Linked DNA regions of Homo sapiens: regions 2 and 3 are each linked to region 1. A link is a contact called in ENCODE Hi-C or POLR2A ChIA-PET data. All regions are on one chromosome and are shown on one strand. Each heading gives the region's core, a stretch centred on a gene start or an enhancer-like site at or near the end of the contact. The rest is flanking DNA. Distances are from core to core; before and after follow the strand shown.

Region 1 (4,431 bases), core at 644-3,143:
TCCAGATTGCTGGGCATGGTGCTGTCAGGATCACTTCATCTCAGAAATGTCCTTACTTTCTGCCTTGGCTCCAGAACCTCCAAGCATGGAGTCAGCTTCCTGTTGGAGGAACTGTTTAAGATGCAGTTTCTTACAAGGTGGTACCTTCTTGAATAAATAGTGCTCCATCTTCAGAAAAACAACGCCTGTCTCACTCCTCAGGCTGCCCCCTCCACCTACAAAAACACTTAATCTCACTCGTCCAAAAAAACAGAAAAGGAATAAAGATTTTAGCCAGCATTCCAAACACAAAAGCTACCTCCACTTTTGGGACCCTCCCCAGCCTCCCCCAGGTACCTCTGAATGAGCTGTCTCCCTAGACTAGAAGTAGACACCAAGGCCACCTCCATAGTTTAGGCAAAGAACACAGAAAATCACGAGTCAGGAGCCTGTGGGTACATCTGATCCCACAGACTGGAAAGATTTAAGATTGAAGAGTGATAACTAAGCAAGTCTCAAAAACGAAGGCTCTTGATGATGGAAGGTAGTGTAATAAGAATCAGTACACATATTTAGGAAGGGGCATCCTCCCCCAAGCCCCACCCTACTCTTGTACAAGGTCAGCACAGAAAAGGGGATTATGAAATAAGACAAAATTAATTCTCTTATTATTACTTTAGAATTCTTTCAAGTCCCTTAGTTACAGTTCATAATCTTCACCTCCTTAGGAACGGAAATCATAAATCCAAGGCTTTTTAATTTAATTTAATTTAATTTTGGCAAAGGATGTAGATTTGCATGAATACCTGTAGAGATAAAACCTGTTTTTCCAAGAGGGAAGTAGTTAAGAAAATGCCCTCTGGCATCCCCTAACTCTGTCTTATTTGCTGTGTTATCTTTATGCGAATTACTTCTGATCAATCTCACTTTTCTCATCTGCAGAATGGGGAATATAATCCTATTTAGGATTATATATTAAAAAAAAAAAAAAAAAACTGCCGGGCGCGGTGGCTCATGCCTGTAATCCCAGCACTTTGGGAGGCCGAGGCAGGCGGATCGCCCGAGTCAGGCGTTCGAGACCAGCCTGTCCAACATGGTGAAACCTCGTCTCTACTAATAATGCACAAATTAGCTGGGCATGGTGGCTGACGCCTGTAATCCCAGCTACTTGGGAAGCTGAGGGAGGAGAATCGCTTGAACCCGGGAGGCGGAAGTTGCAGTGAGCCGAGATCACACCATTGCACTCCAGCGTCGCCCACAGAGAGCGACTCTGTCTCAACAACAACAACAAAACCAAAAGGCCCTTAAGCCCACTGCCAGGCACGTATCAAACTGACAATCGTGCAATCGTGATTTTAAGCCAAAGTCAATGTAAATTTTTAAAACACAAAACAAATGGCAAGCCGGAACCATACCTCCCTACAATCTGGATAAATATATTTAGATGCCCATTGGCTGGAGTTTTTAAGACCAGCCCAGGCTCTGTGGGCCAAGAATCGGCGCAGGAGCGAACCGATTTGTTGGCCAAGAATTCGGGCCAAAACTTGTAAAGTTGGCAGACGCACTCGCCATGCCCTTCTCAAGTGCCCTCGCTGCGCAGCCGCAGGGCTGGAGCGAGACCGCCGGCCGGAGGCGCGTTTCTCTGAGTTCACCCAGGAACCAGACGCCCGCTGGACGTCAACTCGGCCGGACGCGGGGCACGGGCGCTAACAGGCTCCTAGGAGCCTCCCCGGGCGCCCCCCGCCCAGGGCGCGCTCTGCTCACCTGCAGGTTTCGGCGGCTCCGCGGTGACTAACAACAGCGGCAGCAGCAGCAGCAGCAGCAGAAGCGGTGGCGGCTGTGGCAGCCCCGGGCGCCCGCCCGGACCGCCGCGGGTCATCGCTCCACGGCCGCGACCTTCCTCTGCGGGATCAGGCGGCCGCGGTGGCCCGCGGTGGCAGAAGTTGCAAGAGAGGCTCCTGGCCTACTCAGGGGCGCCGCCTCTCCGAGGTGGGGCGTCCTCAACTTTCCTCTTTCTTGAGCCCGGCCTGCTCCGGGCTCTGAGGGGCGAGGACGCTTCACGTGGTGGCCTGGGGCCCACCCCGCCTAGGAAAGGCGGATCCTTTACGTCTGACCCTCTAGCAACCCCTGGGCCGGTCTGGGAAAGTTCCCCAGCTGCACTTCTGGGAAATGCAGAGGCTGCCTGCCGCTTTCTTTCGCAGTTTTGCGGCCCAAGGCTTGGGCGAATCAGTTCACATCAACACCCCTACTAGCCTCTCCCTCCGGGGTCGACCATTTATCTCCAGCAGCGGACCAGGCGCCCGGGCCAGGGTGACATGCGCGCCCTGCCTACACGCAGCTCGGATCCTCTGCTGTTTCTGGAGAGGCCTCCACAGGTGCGTTTTCCTCAGCGATTAGCGTACCCCTCATTCCCAGGCTGTTTAACCTAAATCCATGCGCTGTAGCTCAGATTTTTTATCCTTTTTGCTTCCTCTTCGTTGGCTGGAGCCACCACAGGAGAGTGATTCAGACGGGGCTGACACTAGACACACTCCTACGTTTCTGTGGAGTCCCCATTTCTGTGTGGGGTCAGTTAAAAGTGACATTGTGAAGTAGTCAAAAGTTATGCCTTGGGTGATATTGTGAAGTTGGCACCGGGTGCCCTAGGTGACATTGTGAAGTAGGCAAAAGGCATTTCATTCATTCACTCAGCATTGGCTGGGCCCATCTTATACTCCAGATACCAGTGATATAAAGACAGCTAAGAGCATGCCTCACCACAGACAAAAAGAACTAAGCCAGCCGGGCGCCGTGGCTCACGCCTGTAATCCCAGCACTTTGGGAGGCCGAGGCGGGCAGATCACGAGGTCAGGATATCGAGGCCATCCTGGCTAACACGGTGAAACCCCGTCTCTACTAAAAATACAAAAAATTAGTCGGACACGGTGGCGGGCGCCTGTAGTCCAGCTACTTGGGAGGCTGACGCAGGAGAATGGCGTAAACCCGGGAGGCGGAGCTTGCAGTGAGCCGAGATCGCGCCACTCTACTCCAGCCTGGGCGACAGAGCGAGATTCGTCTCAAAAAAAAATAATAATAATAACAATAATAATTTTTTTAAAAAAGAACTAAGCCATATAGATAAACAAGTACACAGAACTTGCCATTCTACTGTGTTAGAGCTATGTTTAAGGTGCAGTGGGAGAGGGGGAAGGAGGGAACAAGCCACCTCTCAGATGGGAACCTCAGCACCCCACTCTTCCTCTTGGCCTTTCTTCTAAGCTTAACCTAGGTGTCAAGGAGAGATGAGAAGAGAGAATAAGCAGTACCTTTCATAACGGGGAAAATGTAATTGTTAGAAAAGATAAAGAACCTAAAAGTTCATCAAATCTCTGTGCAAATTGTGAAACACAAGTCACAATTTTGTGGTCCAGGCACCATGGCTCATGCCTGTAATCCCAACACTTTGGGAGGCCAAGGTGGGAGGATCACCGGAGCCCAAAAGTTCAAGACAAGCCTGTGCCACACAGGGAGACTCCAACTCATTTTTATTTAATTAAAATTAAAGTCACAATTATGTTTAATGGCATTTAATGAATGAAGACATCGAGGACATTGTAAAAGTTGCACATTTTCCTTCAAGTTAGAAAATTAAAATGAAGAAAAATTAAAACGAAGACATCGAGGACATTGTAAAAGTTGCACATTTTCCTTCGTTAGAAAATTTAAATGAAGAAAAATTAAAATGAAGACATCGAGGACATTGTAAAAGTTGCACATTTTCCTTCAAGTTAGAAAATTAAAATGAACCAAAAATGAAAATTTTGGTTGTGTTATGATGGGAAGAGAACCACATTAGGATGTTCAAGGAAGTGGTGCCACCCCAAATATTTGAGTCATATTGCCCTATACCACCCTCCTTCACCTTACTAACCCTTCTGATCCAAGGAGCCAAGTGTTCTGATGAAGTAAGATGCATATAAATGCCTAATGTGAACCTTGAGGCATTCATTCATCTATTATTTGTCATCAAATATTCGTTGACTCCCATGTTCCAAGCACAGAGCAGTAGACAAAACAAAGTCCCTGCCCTTGCAGAGCTTGCATTCCAGTAGTGGGGAGCAAATTATACATATAAACAAATTAATTGGATCAGGACTTCTCCACATCAGCACTATTGAAATTTTGGAGCAGACAACTCTTTGTTGTGGGGGGGTTGTCCTGGACACCCCTTGGCCTTTACCTACTGGATGCTAGTGGCACCCCCATTGAAAATGTCTCCAGACATTGTCAAATGCTCCCGTAGGGGGGCAAAATTGCCCCCTAGTTGAGAATCACTGAATTAGATGATAAATCTTGCTTTCTTTAAATTATGCCAGTTTTACATATCTGGGAGGAAAATGAGCTGCAAAACTCACACATAGTTAGGAAAATAAATCTTGGGACCCCAAAATCACTAAGCCAAGGGAAAAGTCA
Region 2 (4,431 bases), core at 528-3,027, 130 kb before region 1:
CCAGTATTTTGTTTTTTTATGGAAATAAAATTCAGATACCAAACTGTTTTAAAGTGTACAATTCATTGTTATTTAGTACATTCACAATTTTATACAACCACAATCTCTATCTAGTTTCAAAACATTTTTGTCAACTCAAAAAGAAACGTTTTGCCCATTAAGCATTTGCTCTTCTTTTCCTCTTACACTAGCCCTTGGCAACCACTAATCTGCTGTCTCTATCGATTTACCTGTTTTGCATATTTCACATGCCTCTTTCACTTAGCGTGTTTTCCAGCTTAATCTGTGTTTGTAGCATGTATCAGTACTTCATTCCTTCTTAGGGCTAAATAATATTCCATTATATGGCGGTATATGCCACATTTTGCTTATACGTTCATCCATTGAATGGCATTTGGGTTGTTCCTACTTTCAGCTATTGTGAATGATGCTGCTTTGAACTTGTATACAAGTGTTTGTTTGAATACTTGTTTTCAAATCTTTTAGGAATATACCTAGGTGTGGAATTGTGGGCCATATGGTAATTCTTTGTTTAACTTACTGAAGAATCACCCAGCTGTTGTCCACAGTGGCTATACCATTTTCTGTTCCCACCAGCAATGTATGAGGGTTCCATTTCTCCACATCCTCACCAATACTTGTTATTTTTACTTTCTTTTTTTATTATTATAGCATCTGAATGGTATGAAGTGGTATCTCATTAGGGTTTTGATTTGCATTTCCCTAATGATAAATGATGTTGATCAACTTTTCATGTACTTGTTGATCAATCATATGTGCTTGTTTATAGAAATGTCTATTAAAGTCCTTTGCCCATTTTTAATTTGGATTTTTTGCTTTTTTGTTGTTGAGTTGTAAGAATTATTTATATATTCTGGATACCAAAGTCTTTTTTTTTTTTTTTTTTTTGAGACGGAGTCTCCTGCCAATTCCCAGGCTGGAGTGCAATGGTGTGATCTTGGCTCACTGCAAGCTCTGCCTCCCGGGTTCACGCCATTCTCCTGCCTCAGCCTCCCGAGCAGCTGGGACTACAGGCGTCTGCCACCACGCCCGGCCAATTTTTTGTATTTTTAGTAGAGATGGGGTTTCACCATGTTAGCCAGGATGGTCTCCATTTCCTGACCTCATGATCTGCCCACCTCGGCCTCCCAAAGTGCTGGGATTACAGGCGTGAGCCACCGCGCCCTGCCCAGGATACCAAACTCACCGCACCCGGCCCAGGATACCAAACTCTTATTAGATACATGATTGCAAATATTTTCTCCCGTTCTGTAATTTGTCTACAACTTCTTGATAATGCCTTTTGATGCACAAAACTTTTAAATTTTGATGAAGTCTTACAGATGGTATATAGTTTGGTCATGATTTATTATCAGTTCCACCAATCTCTACCTTTTAATCAAGGAGTTTATTTACATTTAAAGTAGTTACTAATAAGGAAAAACTTCTGCAATTTTACTTTTCTTCTATATCTGATACCTTTTTTGTTTCTACTTTCTCCATTACTGCCTTGTTTTGCAATTGATTTTTTCCTGGTATATCATTTTGATTCCTTCTTGTTTCTCTTCCTATATATATTTTTAGTTTTTTCCTTAGTGGTTACCCTGGGGATTACACTTAACATCTTAACTTTATAACAGTTAGGTTTCAATTAATATCTACTTATTTTCAGTAGCATACAAAATCAAATATCATTATGATTGTGCTCTAGAGAGGGAAATATGTTTTTTTGGTGTAGATACTACCCATGTGGCAATTGTTGGCAACCGTTCTACCCACATTTTGCTGCCTGTTTTGCAATGTGTACATAGTTCAGCCTGATTCTGCCCTTCACTCTGGGTATAGTAACACTTAGCCAATCGAGTCCTGTTACAACAAATATAAAGCATAGTGCAAGATCATGAGAGGAGTTTGTTGAGATCAGTTGTGCTCATTTTGGCTAAATTTATGTGGTGCAGTTGGTTTGGAAATAAAACTTTGAATTCGTTCTTACTGCGTATTTCAGAACAATTTCCTGTTAGCTAATATGATATTTTGACTTTTGGCTTAATATGTTTTAGTATAATTATCCAGGGACAATTTGTTCAGTTGAATACATCTGAGACAAATTGTTCTATTGGTCTGATAAATCTTTGACCTAGAAATAAAATAAATACAAATAAACTGCACAAGGATTAGAAAAGGAGACAAGATCCAGAAGGGATTCTTTAAGAACGTTTTTATGTTAACAACCTTGTACCAATGAAATCTGTTGTATACAAAAAGGAAGCAGGAGGCCAGGTGTGATGGCTCATGCTTGTAATCCGAGCACTTTGGGAGGCTGAGACAGGTGGATCACTTGAGGTCAGGAGTTCGAGACCAGCCTGGCCAACATAGTGAAACCTCGTCTCTACTAAAAATACAAAAATTAGCTGGGCTTGATGGCACATCCCTGTAATCCCAGCTACTAGTGAGGCTGAGGCAGGAGAATCGCTTGAACCCAGGAGGCGGAGGTTGCAGTTAGCCAAGATTGTGCCCTTGCATTCCAGCCTGGGCAACAGAGCAAGACTCTGTCTCAAAAAAGGAAGCAGGAAAGCTAGGTTTTGAGGAACTGTATCAAAACTATAGTCAAAGATCTATTTCTGAAGAAGTCATGGAACCCAGAAAGCTTTGCCAGATAATTCTGACAAATCATTGAGGAACAGGTAATTCTTGTCTGATGTAAACTGTTCCAGGGTATGGAGAAAGATGAGACTTCCATTAGATGAAGTAAGCCCATCTGTGAAACCTCTAGCACAAGAAGAGAAAAAAACATAGTTTAGTTTTATTCCCCAGCATAGATTTCTCTTAAGAATGCAAACTTGGTTCAGTATTAACAATTATACGTTACTCTGCTAATGTAGGAAAGGTGAAAAATAGTGTGATCATCTCAGTACATGCCAAATCAGGATTTGTTAAAATTCACTGGTCATTCATGGAAAAAACAGGAGGTAAATACCTTGAATCTCTTAAAGGGTTTTCAGAAACCTGTTGTAAATATCATATTTAATAATGGATTATTGGAAATATTTCTACCAAAGTTGAGAATGAGAAAATGCCTATTAATAGATGTTGCTATTTAGAGCTTTGGTGTCAGTCTTGGGCAATACAGTGAGACAGGAAAAAGAAATGAGTAACAATTGGTAAGTGGGAACCCAATAGAATTAAGTTGGCAAACTGTTGAATGAAGAAGGAAATATAGCAACTACCTCATATAAGGACAATATATTCTAATAGTTTTCCTTATATCAACAATAACCAATTAGAAAATATAATGAGAAAAAGATTTCACATATGGTAGTTATTTAAAAATGAGTAAGCACTTAAGAATAAACCAAAAAATAAAATTTTAAGACCATTATGAAGAAAAAGGACAGAACCAGAAAACAGGAGTCAACAGTGATTAGTACTATGCTCTTAAATAGGAAGACTTGATTCCTCTCAAATCACAGTATAGTTCAAATTCATAATACTCGGAATTTCAACTAGATTTCTTACAGAAATGGAAAAGCTGTCAACACACTCTGGAATATAACATTCCGTTGGTTATGACTTAGAAAATGCCATTTTAAGTAGATTTAACTAAAAATGTCTATTTTACTTTTTCCTTTCAGCCTCGGCTCCTGTTCCCTATCAATGAAGTAAATTTATGACAGCCTAATACAGAGACAGTTTTAAATAATAGAAACTGTGGGTCTGTTTATTTACTTGCTTTTATGAGCAGTAATATTTGTTATAGGCCAACCTTGATGTTAAGGAAACCTCTTTTTTTTTGTAGACAGAGTTATTTCCTAAGAGGTTTCCTGGGTACATATGCAGTGAAATTCTTGGTTTGTCTAGTTTCCCAAATAAAACCCAATGTAATAGAATATCACTTTTCTGGAGTTACAAAAATGACTTGTTTATTCATTTTTTTAAAATGTCTCAGAATATCTACCAAAATAGCCATTCTTAGACACAGTATGGCAGATATTTTGAATTATAATTAAAAAAGAATTGTACAGCTTCCTATGTAAAAACAAAAAGGCTGCTCTTTGATTTCTCTGTTTTATAATATTAAATATCAGAAAACTATAAATCAGTGTCCACATTTTGAGTTTGTTTTTCTGCTACTGGATTCATTTTTAAAATGATAATTCTTTTAAAAAAGAGTTTGAATACCACAAATGTATGTGATGTGAAAATGAGGTCCTTAGTTCATTTTCTTTCCCACTTTCTGCCAATCATAGCTTCCAGCGGTGACTACTTTTAACCTTGGAATGTATAGATCTTTTTCTATACATGTGACATATACAAGATGATTTTGGGGGGGCTTAAGTAAAAATAGAATAATAATATTATGCATACTATGCAATTTTTAGTGTAACCACCTAGTTTTTTTTTTTTTTTTTTTGAGACAGAGTCTTGCTCTGT
Region 3 (4,431 bases), core at 1,381-3,880, 98 kb after region 1:
TCAATAATTGTACCGACAAAAAAGATATAACTATATGGGAAGAAGTGAGAAAGAGGGCTAGCGAAGATGAGCTAAATCTTCATGTATCAATACAAAAAATTAATAGATAACTGCTAAAGCTTATAAATCAAGAAATAGAAGCATATTATTTAGATATGCAAAACAGTAAAAGCAGAAGTGACTGAGAGAGCAGAGATGCACAGAGGTGGGATCAGGTGCATTCACTTTCCATTATGAACACATCTGCTACTGGATTTTAAAATCATGTGTGTGAATTTTTCTTTTTATTTTTCTGAGACAGAGTTTTGCTCTTTTTGCCCAGGCTGGCATGCAATGGCACGATCTCGGCTCACCGCAACCTCCACCCTCCAGGTTCAAAGATTCTCCTGCCTCAGCCTCCCAAGTATCTGGGATTACAGGCGCACGCCACCATGTCCAGCTAATTTTTTGTATTTTTAGTAGAGGTGGGGTTTCATCACGTTGGCCAGGCTGGTCTCGAACTCCTGACCTCAGGTGATCAGCCCACCTTGGTCTCCCAAAGTGCTGGGATTACAGGCGTGAGCCACTGTGCCCAGCCATGTGTGAATTTTTCTGTGCTAAAATATAATTGATGTAGGTGCCCCGAAAATGAGGTTTTAGGACTTCTTTATGAAAGCAGAATCCTAAACCTTCACACTGTATTCTCTATCATGACACCATAATCTAAACTCCTGGGGGCACAGTCCATGTCCTACTTATTCATTCCTGTTCATCCTTACACCTTTGGCACCCAGCACAAGACCTGGTAAAGTATCAATAAAAATGGCTAATAAAAAATAATAGAAGAAAAACCTGGCCCTGGTCATCTTATTGCCTGAGAAGAGGCAAGGAGAAGGTGCTTGGACATTAAAATACATAAATAAATTCATATAGAAAGACTCCTGTGCCATTAGGGGTCTCATGTCATATGTATTTTAAAACTGTTTTTGTTTAATCATATTATGTCCTTCTGAAGTAGATGGTTTAGCTTGGGGTAAACACTACAGCTCCTTTGTATAAGGGCTGAATTTGAAGGGTTTATGCTTTGCAGACATGTGACTTTGCCTCTATTACCTTGTTTTGTGTTCATGGGAAATTTTCAATGGTGAAAATGTGAACTTTGGATTTCTACTCTCATCGGGGCAGAAATAAATTCATACTTTGGAGTTGAACTTGCATTATGGGCACATTTAACTGGTGAATTCTGTTTGTTACTACAATCACCACTTCCATCACTATCACCACTATTGCCACTCCCACCATTCTCACGCCCTAAACCCCAGAAAACGAAAGTGAGTACAAGAAATACATTTTCAACAGTGTAGATAATCCCACTCACTGGTCTATCAAAATTGCACATCCCCTAGACTAGAGTATAAACTGGAGGGAATATGGGGACTCCTCAGCCCACCTCAATTCTCTGCCTCCTACAGTATGAACATCTCACTGTATTAGATATAATTATAATATTTATATATAGTATTTAAATATACTATTTAAATGTAGTCATTTTTAATTAAACATGCTTTTCAGTTTTGCCTTTTAGATAAACGCAGTATCAAGTTCTAAATTCCAAGGTTAAGCTTCTGCTGCCTTCTGGTGGCTGCTGTAGTTATCACATTCTATTTAACTCATCTCACAATGAATGAGAGTTTATAACCTCAAGGTCATATGATATTACGGTTGGAAGGAACCTGATAAACTTCTTGATTTAACAGGGGAAGAAACTCACACTTAGAAAAGAGAAATAAATTGACTGAAATTAACAGAGTATAGATGAGTGCTGGAGTCCAGAGTAGAAATATATTCAGTTATCTCATGTTGTCATTCATTCATTCATTCATTCATTCATTTATTCATTCCAAGGCACTGTGTTGGGGCAAGGAAATATGAATAAGAATAAGCCCTGAGGGGGCGCGGTGTCTCACACCTGTAATCCCAGCACTTTGGGAAGCCAAGGCGGGTGGATCACGAGGTCAGGAGTTCGAGACCAGCCTGGCCAACATGGTGAAACCCCGTCTCCACTAAAAACATAAAAATTAGCCGGCCGCGGTGGCAGGTGCCTGTAATCAGTTCCAGCTACTTGGAAGGCTGAGGCAGGAGAATCTCTTGAACCTGGGAGGCGGAAGTTGCAGTGAGCCGAGATTGGGCCACTGCACTCCAGGCCGGGCAACACTGCGAGGCTCCGTCTCAGGAAAAAAAAAAAAAAAAAAAGCTAAGGAAAGTTGAGATTCCGGTTAAATCTTGAGGATGAGTAGATGTTTCCCACCTCTATGGAGAAGTGATAAATTCTATTCCGAGGGAGTAGCATAAATAAGGACACAGCGGCATAAATTTGCATGACGCTTTAAGGAAGTAGGGAGGAAGCTGAGAGCATGGGGAAGGGATAGGTGAGTAAAAGATAAGTAGGGAGATTACGGGCACTTTGTGCTGTATTAAGTAACTTGGACTGTATTCTGTAGGTAAAGCAGAGTTGCCAATTGACATGTTAGCAACAGTGCAGTGACATGATTGGACTTGTGCTTTCTTTCTGATAGCAGGATGGGTTGGATGGAAGTGGGCAGGACTAATGCAGGAAGTCAGTTTGACGTCATTTTTGTGATACAGGAAGCAGATGCTGAGGACTTGGATGAGGACGGGCACCAAATCTGCATTGTCCATTGCTATTTCCCAGGTGCTCAGAACATTGTCTGGCATTAAATAAATATCTTTGTTAAATAAATGAAAGAACAGGGATGGTGTAATCTCTTGGTGAAATGTTTTGTTACTTAGTAGCTGTGTACACACAGATGCAAGTTCCAGTCATGCATATCGTATTTCTATACTATTTCAAAGGTTGAGTTGCTGAAGCGGCTTCATTGTCTGGGGACATACCCAAGGTTCGTCATCGCGTGACGAGAAGATTAAGGACACAGACGCAAACACGGAGCGGGTCAAGTAGCGGAAAGTTTAATAGGCAGGAAAGAAGAGAACAGCTCACCGGTAGAGAGGTAGGAGGGCTCTGAAGGGAAAAAACCATGCTTGTGGTGGGAAGCAGTAGGTTATATAGGGAGGCTTCAGGAGGCGGTGTCTGATTTATATAGGGCCCAGGGGATTGGTTTGACCAGTGTGCCATTTACATAGCCCTGAAGAAACTGGCCCTCTCACCCTAATCTTTTATTATGCAAATGCGGCCTCTACCTGGCTGGCGCCATGACACCCACACATGTGGCTTTACCCGGCCGGCACAATGACACCCCCACACATGGCTACAAAGAAAAGGGAGGGGAAATCGCTATATTGGGTGGACCTGGCTTTTAGTACAGCTGCGGGCATTCATCTACGCAAGCTTCCAGCTTGCTTATTTATGCTTGCAGTTCAGCTTTTCAGGCTGCTTTTTGCTAGAAAAGAAATGGTTTGGAGACTGTTTTCAATTAAAAGAAAATGCCTGGCTGGGCGCCGTGGCTCATGCCTGTAATCTCAGAACTTTGGGAGGCCGAGGCAGGCGGATCACGTGAGGTCAGGAGTTCCAGACCAGCCAGCCCAACATGGCGAAACCCCGTCTCTACTAAAAATACAAAAATTAGCCGGGCGTGGCGGCAAACACCTGTAATTCCAGCTACTCGGGAGGCTGAGGCAGGAGAATCGCTTGAATCCGGGAGGCAGAGGTTGCAGTGAGCCAAGATTGCACCACTGTACTCCAGCCTGGGTGATACAGCCAGACAATGTCTCCAAAAAAAAAAAAAAAGAGTAAGAAAAGAAAAGAAAAAGCCTTACTGAGGACTCCTGTACCCTCGCTACCTGCCTAAATAATTTCTTTTTAACTCCTATATTATTGCTTCATTGGTAAAGTTTAGAGCTAAATGTAGTAAGTAACAGTTAAGTATTGAAAAGCTCTGGCTAACTGAGGTTGTTAGTTAACTGAGGCTGAAGTAAAGTTGCTCAGGATAATATAACGTCCCTGTAGGATATAGTATGAATATTTAATGTTCACTTTAGGAACACTTTTACACTGTTGGTGGGACTGTAAACTAGTTCAACCATTGAGGAAGTCAGTTCTCTTTAAGTAAAGAGAACTCTCTCAAAAAGTACTTTTTGAGAAGTTCAGCACTTTAGAAATCACAGACCTATTGAATAACCAAAATACCAAAAAACTTGAAGGAAATACATTAAAAACACAAACCTAACTTTGTCACTGACAGTTATAATTAAGAAGAAAGAAAAAATAATTTGAACTCAAAAAGTTACAAAAGAAGTTGAGAGTTGCAGAAGCCCATGAGAAAAGAGATATATTTCAGAAGTCAAGTTTGGTTTAAAACTAGAAAGCTTGAAGATGGTTCCAGAAAGTTTTAAAAGCTTATTAAATAAAACTCGACTTTAAAAAGCAATCATAGCAATAAATCTGAAGTCAGCTCAGGATTGCTTATTGTCTAG

Evidence for each region. A loop is a pair of places that touch in the nucleus more often than their neighbours do. ChIA-PET counts read pairs that join two places held with the same protein, here RNA polymerase II (POLR2A). Pooled maps may share reads with other maps.
Region 2: a pooled map of heart left ventricle shows a loop between it and region 1 (2.1-fold over the local background). The contact joins the enhancer-like site here to the promoter of PLBD1-AS1 in region 1. A Hi-C loop is called at or near these places in 1 of 50 pooled maps.
Region 3: a map of B cell shows a loop between it and region 1 (5-fold over the local background). The contact joins the promoter of GUCY2C-AS1 here to the promoter of PLBD1-AS1 in region 1. A Hi-C loop is called at or near these places in 3 of 168 maps with a recorded cell type or tissue (B cell, GM12878 and OCI-LY7), 30 of 37 single-sample maps with no recorded cell type and 10 of 50 pooled maps. POLR2A ChIA-PET finds 5 or more read pairs at or near these places in 2 of 52 experiments (OCI-LY7 and naive thymus-derived CD8-positive, alpha-beta T cell).

Annotation. Positions count from the first base shown.
Region 1 is chr12:14,565,839-14,570,269 of GRCh38, forward strand. PLBD1-AS1 (PLBD1 antisense RNA 1) reads left to right here and starts at 1,894. Exons shown (of 6, transcript NR_120465.1): 1 at 1,894-1,968; 2 at 2,181-2,354. PLBD1 (phospholipase B domain containing 1) reads right to left here and starts at 2,045. Exons shown (of 11, transcript NM_024829.6): 1 at 1,744-2,045. The coding sequence starts at 1,858. RefSeq lists silencers at 890-1,066, 1,806-1,915 and an enhancer at 1,311-1,992.
Region 2 is chr12:14,440,599-14,445,029 of GRCh38, forward strand. All of the region lies in intron 5 of ATF7IP (activating transcription factor 7 interacting protein), which reads left to right. Among named protein-coding and RNA genes, the nearest start is that of ATF7IP, 77 kb to the left of the region's middle. Within about 2 kb of position 1,778, at least 2 of the 41 ENCODE cell types and tissues checked have a DNase peak (open chromatin) inside an H3K27ac peak, as active enhancers do.
Region 3 is chr12:14,663,006-14,667,436 of GRCh38, forward strand. GUCY2C-AS1 (GUCY2C antisense RNA 1) reads left to right here and starts at 2,631. Exons shown (of 6, transcript NR_186173.1): 1 at 2,631-2,692; 2 at 2,854-3,008. The region is part of intron 10 of GUCY2C (guanylate cyclase 2C); the gene reads right to left.